Regions from separate parts of the Homo sapiens genome. Here region 2 is linked to region 1. Evidence: read pairs that join two places in POLR2A ChIA-PET (ENCODE). Cell type or tissue: A673. All regions are shown on one strand. Links, peaks and the distances in the headings refer to the core of each region. The heading gives the core; the rest is flanking DNA.

The links. Peaks named below come from ENCODE experiments on the same cell type or tissue, not always from the same donor. Only the 100,000 strongest peaks of a DNase experiment are listed, where the experiment ranks them.
Region 2: POLR2A ChIA-PET joins it to region 1 with 9 read pairs; 5 of 35 experiments call an interaction of 5 or more read pairs at or near these places.

What each region holds. Positions count from the first base shown.
Region 1 is chr11:69,826,380-69,831,748 of GRCh38, forward strand. LOC107984368 (a long non-coding RNA gene) reads left to right here. Exons shown (of 3, transcript XR_001748071.2): 2 at 344-533; 3 at 1,215-1,728. Among named protein-coding and RNA genes, the nearest start is that of FGF3, 9.6 kb to the left of the region's middle. In A673, for the core only: no CTCF peak of the experiment used is centred there; no DNase peak of the experiment used is centred there.
Region 2 is chr11:69,710,027-69,715,395 of GRCh38, forward strand. No RefSeq gene overlaps it. Among named protein-coding and RNA genes, the nearest start is that of FGF19, 8.7 kb to the left of the region's middle. RefSeq lists a silencer at 2,261-2,461. In A673, for the core only: no CTCF peak of the experiment used is centred there; a DNase peak (open chromatin) is centred at 2,365; H3K4me3 peaks cover 425 bases.

The DNA of each region.
Region 1 (5,369 bases), core at 316-5,315:
CTTTCAGTAGGGATGCCGGAGGCTTTCTGCAAAATTTGATTTGGTGAACTCCAGAAAAATGATAGACTAGAAAATCGCCCATGAAAGAACTCCTCGGAAGCACAGAGCTAATTCCAGGCACTTCTCAAACTTGAACGAGTTCAACCAATAGATAAAACCATCAGGGCAACTAAAAAGACCGAGAATGGGCCTTGAGCCTGTCTCTGCAGAGATGGGGGTGAGGGGACGTGCAAACCAGGGCCATCATCACAGGGGGCACTGGGCCGTGACTATGACAGTGTCCATCACAATGCCTTTTGCTTGAGGAATGCCACACCTGACACTCTGACACTTTATCTTACAGAGTCTATAAAGAAATATGCACAAGCAGCATCATTCAGCAGGATTTCAGACCAGAAAGAACCCTCCCGTCAGAGACTGGTGGCCATACAAGGGTGCGCTGTGAAGCTTTCGAGACAGCAGACAGCCGGAGTCGTGATCAGGGTGGCCAGGAAGGGAAACAACACGGTAGCAACCAGAGTGCCCTCCCATGTGTGAGTTGCTGGGTTAGAATCCAGATTCTGCCATGTATGACCTGTGAGGACTTGGGCATAGTAACCTCTCTGGGCCTCGATGTCCTCATCTGTAAAATGGGAACGTGCCACAGTGCTCTCAGAAGGCCAACATGAATCCATATGGGTGAAGAGCTGGGACAGTGTCCGGCGAGCAGGACACACCAGATCAGTGCTTGCTGCTGTTGTTGGTATTCACACATGTGATTTTTTTTTTTTTAGACAGAGTATAGCTCTGTTGCCCAGGCTGGAGTGCAGTGGCATGATCTCTGCTCACTGCAACCTCCGCCTCCCAGATTAGAGCAGTTCTTCTGCCTCAGTCTCCCGAGTAGCTGGGATTACAGGCATGCACCACCACGCCTAGATAATTTTTGTATTTTTAGTAGAGGATGGGTTTCTCCATGTTGGTCAGGCTGGTCTCGAACTCCTTACCCCAGGTGATCCACCCGCCTCAGCCTCCCAAAGTTCTGGGATTACAGGTGTAAGCCACTGTGCCCAGCCCACACATGTGATTTATACACAGGGCCCTTCTGCAAGATAGGCAAGCAGTGGTAGGAATGACCACCTCTGGGAAGTAAGGATACAAAGAGGTGAGAGGGAGAACTTTTCTCTTTGAGCCTTTGGTACTAATTTTGCTATTGACTTGATTTTTACTGCAAATAGGGATTCCTTTGGTGACGAATAAGCCAGTTGGTGTGCAGGGTGTTCACTGCAAGGCCCAGACAGGACTACAAGAGACCAGGACTGTCCTCAGTATGTGATCTCTCTCTCCTCTGGCGTCAGCTCTACCCAGGAACGGATGTGAAGGCTGAAGCCCAGGCAAGGGCTCATAGTGTGGGGACCGTGCAGCTGGATTCATGTCCAGTGGAATTTGACACCATGGCCGTCATCATCATGTTTTGCCGTCATCAGCACAGACCTCTGAGCAGAAATGCCAGAACAATGTGGGGCCACCCTGGAGATTTATTTTATTTATTTTTTAAATTAAATTAAAATTGTTTTTAAGAGACGGGGTCTTGCTATGTTGCACAGGTTGATCTTGAACTTCTGGGCTCAAGCAATCCTCCTGTCTTGGCCTCAGAGTGTTGGGATTACAGACCTAAGCCACCGCGCCCGGCCTGGAGATGTATTTTAAACTGACATCTTGGGAGAAATAAAAGCCTTCCTTTTCCCTGTGTGTCGGTAGCGTAAGTAGTGAACTGGGAAGGATTTCTCGGGGCCCCTGCCCTGAGCTCCTAGACCTTCTCTCCCACGCCATGTTACACAACAAAATCTGACTCTGAAAGATCAATTGGGTCCAGCTTGGGGTCTGATGGGCAGACGGGCTTAAGCAAAGCCCCCACTTGACTTCAAGAGAGGAGCTTGGGGCCCACATAGACATCGAGGCCTGCACAACGTAGCTAATTGGCCCTAACATTTTTCTTTCTTGAATTTTAAATCCTTTTAGCAACAGATTATACAACAAAGGCTGAACTCATTGGGGCCGTCATTAGGCTGGCGGAAAACGCTGGCTTGGCTGTTCCTTGGCGAATCTCCTTACCGGGTTATTTAGAGGTGCCGTGTGTCTCTCTTGGGGACATGCACACAAATGTAAAGAATGTCTCTGAGCCACAATGACATTTTCATTAGCCGTGGCTCACAGAGGAGCCTTTCCTGGCAGTTCCAATCCGGAAGGTTCTTATCCTGCTCTCTGGCTTTCTTGCTCTGGGTGAAAGGCAGGCACCGTAATCCAAGCCAAACACCCCGACCTTTGACCCCCACATGGTGCTTGCTGTCAGGGTGGGGGTTCTTCTGGGGTGCATGTCTGAGGCCTGACTGGGCTGCACACTGTCCCAGAGTGCCCTGCCTTTGGCCAGGACAATTCACCTCAGCCCCTTTTGTCCCAACAGCTTTTGATCTTGCCTGCCTGTCACCCAGGGAAAGAGCCTGCCTAGGCCCTGTCCCACACCTGCCTGCAAACTGACAGCCATGGCTCCCCCAGCCCCACTGCAGCAGCCTTAACCCTTTCTCTGCCTGACCTGCAGGGCCTGCACCTACCTGTCTCCAGGGTGCTGGGGCCTCAGGCTTTGGCCAAACCAGAACAGGACTAGAAAAGAATTCTTCTGAGGGTCCAAGGCCTCGTCCTACCGCCCCTACTGTGAGTGTGGGACTGACAAAGGAGTTTGGAGAGCATGAGTCCCCTAGAATGGAGCTCCCAGGAAAAGCCAAAGAGAAAGCCCCAGGCCACTGGGCCTGGACTTCGCCCCACGGCAAGGTCCCCGCCCACTGGCTAGGCAGGTGCTTTTGTGAAACTGACATTTTCTCAGCTGCACCTCTACCGCTGCTGATGAGCTTTTCAATACACTCTTTCTTGTATTGAGACAGAGCCATGTTTTCATAACTTGGCACTACAGCAAAGAAAGACATGGGGTCCTTGCTGCTCAGTCCTGGTGCCCGGCCCAGTGTCTGGGGTGCCCACCTTGCCCAGCGTGTGCTGGGCATGCAGGGGCACTTCCCTAGGGCCAAAACCTGGGAGCTTTCCTCCAGGCCAAGACGCAAGTCTCTTTGTTTTTACGGTAGCTTTGTTGAAATGTAATTTACATACCATGAAATTCACCCGTTGAAGGCATGCAATTTAGAAGGTTTTATTCATAGAGTTGTATGAATTCTCTATTTCCCAAGGCCATTTTTTTAAATATAAGGGTAATCTATGTTCACTGTGGAAAATACAAACAATTCAGAAAATATACCATGAAAAGTGCACATCCTGTTAATCCATTTATTCAGAAACTGTTTCTTTTTTTCTTCTTTCTTTCTTTTTTTTTTTTTTTTTTGAGACAGAGTCTCAATCTTGTCGCCCAGGCTAAAGTGCAATGGTGTGATCTCACTGCAGCCTCCACCTCCTGGGTTCAAGCAATTCTCCTGCCTCAGCCTCCTGAGTAGCGGGATTACAGGCGCCCGCCACCACATCCAGCTAACTTTTGTATTTTTAGTAGAGACAGGGTTTTACCATGTTGGCCAGGGTGGTCTCAAACTCCTGATCTCAGGTGATCCACCCACCTCGGCCTCCCAAAGTGCTGGGATTACAGGCATGAGTCACTGCGCCCAGCCTCATTATCTGTTTCTTAAGCACCTACTATATGCCAGGGTCTGCCCTAGGCGCTTTGGAAACATCAACAACAACAACAAAAAACAGACAAAAGTCCCTGCCTCGTGGGGCTTCAGTTCCAGCGTGGGGAGGTGGACAATAAATATTATACATTAGGCCATTATGTAGCAGGCTAGCAGGGCCTAACAATTTCCAGTGTGGATTCCTTCAGCCCATTCCCCGACGCGTTGCAAGCACACACCTGCATCTAACACACAGGCTGCTCCGCCATTTGCTCTGTCGGGAGCAGAACGTCGTGGACACTTTGTGCGACAGTGCCCAGGCCACTGCTCCATCCCTTTCACAGCTAAAGTGGGACTCCACTGTCCTCCAGTTAATTCAGTGACTCCTGTGGGGGTTGCCGCATGGATTCTATTTAATATCAGTGCAAACTAGGGTGGCACTGAATATTCTTGTTCTCTTATGTGTGTGCACTTGGAAAGTGCCAGAGAGGGCAGGAGGCAGATCCCATATACACTCCAACATATTATCTTCCCCCCCTTTCCTTTCCCTCTCCCTGCCTTCTGTCTCCCCCTTTCCCTCTCTTCCTTTCCCCCAGCCCCCCATGTACAGCAGCTGCAGCTTCCCAGGATCCTTTTCTGCCTGGGACCACGAGCTGGGGGCTGCACGAGCCCTGCGTCATTTTCCGGCCCTCCTAGATGAGCAGTGGGCTCTGAAGGAGCTGAGCAGCCTGAGAGAGGACATCTAGTGCTCAGGAGGAGGAGGAGGAGGATGCCACCTCAAAACGCCCTCAAAAGGGCCAGAACCCCAGACTTGGAACTGGAACTGTCCATCTTTGTCCCGGGATGTAACCCCATCTTTGGCCCCTGGAATGGGGAAAGAACAGGAAAGCCACAGAAGCCAGAGCCCCAGGGACCCACCCTGGAGTCCCATGTACCCAGAGGTGCCAGTCCATCTGGGAAGATGCCCCAGGAGGGGAGTTTCCTCACCACAAACCTCTTGCAAAAATGCCCTAAAAATGTCAGAACCTACTTTCCTTCCCAAAAGAGAGTTCGTTGAGAGCCGTTGAGCATCTGTGTCTATAAATCTTCCACTGGGATGGCTGTGCAGGGTGCCACCCTCTCAAGGTGGCCTCAGGAGAATGTGTTCAAGCCCCTGGAGGTCCACTGTATGACCGAAGTCTGACAGATAGCCCCGCGGCTCTTACACACACCCAGGGCCACTGACGCCCACCTAGGGCCACCGATACCTACATAGAGGCCACTGACACCCACCTGGAGGCCACTGATGCCCACTTGGGGACCACTGATGTTCACATGGAGCCACTGACACCTACCTGGAGGCCACTTAGACCCACCTGGGGCCACTGATGCCCACCTGGAGACCCCACTTGCAGTAGGGCTCCCCCAGGCTGCCGCCTGGCCACCTCCTCAGAAGGTGCATGGTGTGAGCACCAAGGGACCCTGCCTTCTTCATGATGAGCACCCCAGGCTCCAGTGGCATCCAAATGTCTGTCAAGATTCTCCAGGCAAGCCCGTGGTCTGCCAACTATGGAAATTACTGCCTTAGGCCATCTGTGAGACGAAAGTACAGTCTCATAACTCCTCCACTAACTTTTTTTTTGAGATGGAGCTTCGGTCTTGTTGCCCGGGCTGGAGTGCAGTGGCATGACCTCAGCTCACTGTAACCTCTACCTCCCAGGTTCAGGCGATTCTCCTGCCTCAGCCTCC
Region 2 (5,369 bases), core at 204-5,203, 120 kb before region 1:
GCCCAGAGTCACAAATAAAGCCAATAAACAGCAGAGTTGGGATTTGAATGCAGTTCTAGCTGAATTTGAGTCACAAAGCTATTTAATCATTACTCTCTTTTTATTTTTTTAAAAAAGAAGCAAAACCAGGCCAGGTACAGTGGCTCACATCTGTAATCCCAACATTTTGGGAGGCCAAGGCAGGTGGATCACTTGAGCCCAGGAGTTCAAGACCAGCCCGGGGGACATGGCGAAACTCCATTTCTACAGAAAATACAAAAATTAGTCGGGCGTGGTGGCGTGAGTCTGTAGTCCCAGCTACTTGTGATGCTGAGGTGGAAGGATCACTTGAGCCTGGGAGGCAGAGGTTGCAGTGAGCTGTGATCCACCACTGAAAAAAAAAAAAAAAAAAAAAAGGAAAACCCAAACAGCTGCTCTTTCAAAAAGTTAAGAGCCCTGACCAAATTCGGAGCCTCAGCTAGGGGCTTGGCCCTACTCTTCGATTCCTTGGCCCCATGACCTGCCCATGTGCTTCCCAGAGTGGTCACTGGAGACCCTGGGCTGACTCTAGCAAGATAGCCAGAGAGCCCCCACTTCTGAGTGCAGCCCTCAGCTCCGCCTGCTCTGCTGTGTGGTACCTGGACGTCATGTCTTGGGGTGGAAATTGACCCTACATGTCTCCTCTTCAGACAAAGCTCTGTGGAAGTGAGGATACAAGTGCGCAGTTTGCGGGCATGACCCTGGTGTCCTGCACGGAGCCAGCCTGGCACTTGACGCTGCCAAGAAATATTGGATGAATCATTTAAAAGAACTGGAAGGGCCGGGCACGGCGGCTCACACCTGTAATCCCAGCACTCTGGGAGGCCGAGGCGGGTGGATCACTTGAGGTCAGGAGTTTGAGACCAGTCTGGCCAACATGGCGAAACCCCGTCTCTACTAAAAATACAAAAATTAGCCGGGCGTGGTGGTGGGCACCTGTAATCCCAGCTACTTGGGAGGCTGAGGCAGGAGAATCACTTGAACCCGGAAGGCAGAGGTTGCGGTGAGCCGAGATTGAGCCATTGCACTGCAGCCTGGGTGACAGAGCCAGACTCCGTCTCAAAAGAAAAAAAAAAAAAAAGAACTGGAAGGTGTTGACATTGCTGTGCACTCACTGGCCTCCTTGCCCATCCTTTCCTTGTTCATCCCGTCTCTCCTTCCTCCTGCCCTCCCTTGACTTCCATTGCCAAACTGATCATTCGTCCCACCTGCAAACTCATTCCAGACACTTCTGATGGGTCACACATCATGTCGAGAAAATTAGGCCAGGTACAGTGGCTCATACCTGTAATCCCAGCACTTTGGGAGGCCAAGGTGGACAGATCACCTGAGGTCAGGAGTTTGAGACCAGCCTGGCCAACATGGTGAAACCCCGTCTTTACTAAAAAAAAAAAAAAAATGGCCGGGTACGGTGGCTCATACCTGTAATCTCAGCACTTCGAGAGGTCGAGGTAGGCGGATCACGAGGTCAAGAGATTGAGACCATCCTGGCCAACATGGTGAAACCTCGTCTCTACAAAAAATACAAAAATTAGCTGGGCGTGGTGGCGCGTGCCTGTAGTCCCAGCTACTTGGGAGACTGAGGCAGGAGAATCGCTTAAGCCCGGGAGGCGGAGGTTGTAATGAGTCAAGATCACACCACTGCACTTCAGCCTGGCTGATAGAGCAAGACTCTGTCTCCAGAAAAAAAAAAAAAACTTAGCTGGGCATTGTGTCAGGCACCTGTGGTCCCAGCTACACGGGAGGCTGAGGCAGGAGAATCGCTTAAATCTGGGAGACAGAGGCTGCAGTGAGCCGAGATCATGACACTGCACTTCAGCCTGAGTGACAGAGTGAGACTCTGTCTCAAAAAAAAGAAAAGAAAAAGAAAAGGAATTCGAATCTCTTCCAGCCCTGTGGTATCTTAGCAACAGGGCTTCTAGCTGGGCAGAAGGGGTGTGTTTGGGGCAGCAGGGGACGCAGGCAGGGAGGTCCCATATGGGCTGATGTTCCTGTTTCTGCTGAGGGCTGTTTTGGGCTAATGGGGCTTCCATAAACAACAACTTTCTTCAAGGTCCACAGCAGAACACACTCCGGGAACTGACCCCTGCATGCGGTTTCATTTCAGGGGCCGCTTCCAGATGCTGAGTCCCCCACTTGCATGATCACTGTGACTTTGTAAATGCCAGTATTTCTCTCCTATCCGTATCAAGAACACTGATAGGAGAGGAAGTCACCTGCCAGTATCCGGTGGCAGCTCATAGGAGAGGAAGTCACCCGCCAGTATCCGGTGGCAGCTCATAGGAGAGGAAGTCACCTGCCAGTATCCAGCGGCGGCTCATAGGAGAGGAAGTCACCCGCCAGTATCCAGTGGCGGCTCATAGGAGAGGAAGTCACCCGCCAGTATCCCGCGGCTCATAGGGGAGGAAGTCACCCGCCAGTATCTGGTGGCGGGGAGTCAAGACAGAGACTTCCAGTTGAGTCACATTCAGTCTGTTCGCCTCAACTTGGAGGTATCAAGGCCTCACCCCGGGGAGTGGCCTGCAGTTATCCCTGCAGCAAGGCGGAGAGCCAGGTGTTGTTCCGTTTTACAGGTGAGAGGCCCACGAAGCCTGCCTGGCTGTAGGATCCACCAGTGGGTAAGGGGACCATGAGCAGACTCCGAGAGGCCAAGTGCATGGCCTGCGGTCACTCAGCGAGCAGAAGCCTCATGGACAGGGTTTCCCTCCCTGTCCAGCTGCCCCCAGGCCTGGCCAGAGATCAGCAGGCCGGACAGATATTCCCGGAGGCTAAGCTTGTATGAGTCTGGAGGGTGTCACTCCAGCTCATTTGCAATAGATGAGCTCAGAATTCCAGGGTTGGAAAGGACCTTCAAGAGGATTTCCTCAGCCAGGTGTGGCGGCTCACTCCTGTAATCCCAGCAGTTCGCCAGGCCGAGGCAGGAGGATCACTTGAGTCTAGGAGTTTGAGACCAGCCTGGGCATAGGGAGATCCCATCACTACAAAATTTTTTAAAAAATTAGCCAGGTGTAGCGGTGTGCACCTGTAATGCCAGCTGCTCAGGAGGCTGAGGTGGGAGGATGGCTCGAGGCTGGGAGGTCGAAGCTGCAGTGAGTCATGATCGTACCTCTGCACTCCTGCCTGGGTGATGGGATGAGACCCTGTCTCAAAAACAAAACAAAACAAAGATTTCCTCCAAGCCCTTTATCGTCACCTAAGCAAAATAAGCAAAGAAAGGGTTTGCCCGAAGACGTCCAGCCACCCGGCTGCAGCGAAGAGGCTGGAAGTACTTAAAAACAGCATCCCTTCCCTCCCCTAAAATAAGCACACACATGGCGGAGTTCCACATTTAATTTGTAATAAAGTCTTTTTTTTTTTTTTTTTGAGAAGGAGTCTTGCTCTCTCACCCAGGCCGGACTGCAGTGGCGCTATCTTGGCTCACTGCAAGCTCTGCCTCCCGGGTTCATGCCATTCTCCTGCCTCAGCCTCCACAGTAGCTGGGACTACAGGCGCCTGCCACTGCGCCCAGCTAATTTGTTTGTATTTTTAATAGAGACGGGGTTTCACCGTGTTAGCCAGGATGGTCTCCATCTCCTGACCTCGTGATCCGCCCGCCTCAGCCTCCCAAAGTGCTGGGATTACAGGCGTGAGCCACCGCACCCGGCCAATTTGTAGTAAACTATTTTTAAATAATAAAACCCCACACTTAGAAGAGATCTTATGAAAAATCCCTGCCTAAGCAGATTGGAGGTTGCCAGAGGTTGGGAAAGGAGAACAGGGGTGACTGTTTCATGAGTCAGGGGCTTTCTTTTGGGGTGATGAAGAAGTCTAGAAACTTGATAAAGGGAGTTTGGGGGAAGGTACTAAATGCCATGGTGAATTGTACACTTTAAAATGGTTAATTTTACGTTATGTGAATTTCACCTCAATAAAAAGAAATCATATAAAAAGAAAGGAAGCAGCCGGGCACAGTGGCTCACGCCTGTAATCCCAGCACTTTGGGAATCCAAGGCGGGTGGATCACCTGAGGTCAGGAGCACGAGACCAGCCTGGCCAACATGGTGAAATCCTGTCTCTACTAAAAATATAAAAATTAGCTGGGCACGGTGGCTACTGGGGAGGCTGAGGCAGGAGAATCGCTTGAGCCTGGGAGGCGGAGGTTGCAGTGAGCCCAGGTCGTGTCGCTGCACTCCAGCCTGGGCAACAGAGTGAGACCCCACCTCAAAAAAAAAAAAAAGAAAAGAAAAGAAAAAAGAAAATAAAATAAAAAGAAAAAAGAAAAAGAAAGGAAACAGCTAGGACCTCACTAAGACACTGAGACCCTCAGGGGGGCTTGGTTATGGAGTGGGAGTTGGTAGCAGCCCTCATAATGGTTGAACTTGCAGGCTTGCTGCTCGTATGTATCAGGATGGCATAGTGAATGTCCTTGTAAGAAACAAGTGCAGGCCAGGCGCGGTGGCTCATGCCTGTAATCCCAGCACTTTGGGAGGCTGAGGTGGGCAGATCACGAGGTCAGTAGATCGAGACCATCCGAGCTAATGTGGTGAAACCCCGTCTCTACTAAAAATGCAAAAAATTAGCCCGGCGTGGTGGCGGGCGCCTGTAGTCCCAGCTACTCGGGAGGCTGAGGCAGGAGAATGGCGTGAACCCGGGAGGTGGAGCTTGCAGTGAGTCGAGATCGGGCCACTGCACTCCAGCCTGGGTGACAAAGAGAGACGCCGTCTCAAGAAAAAAAAAAAAAAAAAAACACCTTGGGAGGCCGAGGCAGGTGGATCACCTCAGGTCAGGAATTTGAGACCAGCCTGGCCAAGATGGTGAAACCCTGTCTCTACTAAAAATACAAAAATTAGCTGGGTGTGGTGGTGGGTGCCTATAATCCTAGTTACTCAGGAGGCTGAGACAGAGAATTGCTTGAACCCGGCAGGCAGAGATTGCAGTGAGCTGAGATTGTGCCACCGCACTCCAGCCTGGGTGACAGAGTGAGACTCCATCTAGAAAGAAAGAAAGAGAGAGAGAGAGAGAGGGAGAATGAAAGAAAGAAAGAAAGAAAGAAAGAGAGAGAGAGAGAGAGAAAGAAAGAAAGAAAGAAAGGAAGGGAGGAAAGAAAGAAAGAAAGAGAGAGGGAGGGAGGGAGGAAGGAAGGAAAGGAAGGAAGGAAGGGAGGAAAGAAAGAGGAAGGAAGGAGAAGGAAGGAGGGAGGGAGGAAGGAAGGAAGGGGAGAAGTATTTGGAGAGAAAATGCCACAACTAACTTCCAAATGGCCCAGGAAAATCCATATGTGTGCATAGGTGTGTGTGATGAGAGTGAACGCAGAAGGGGTGGGGTGCAGGGGAGTGGAGGTGGAGGCTGTACAGGTTTTGTCAGACTATTCT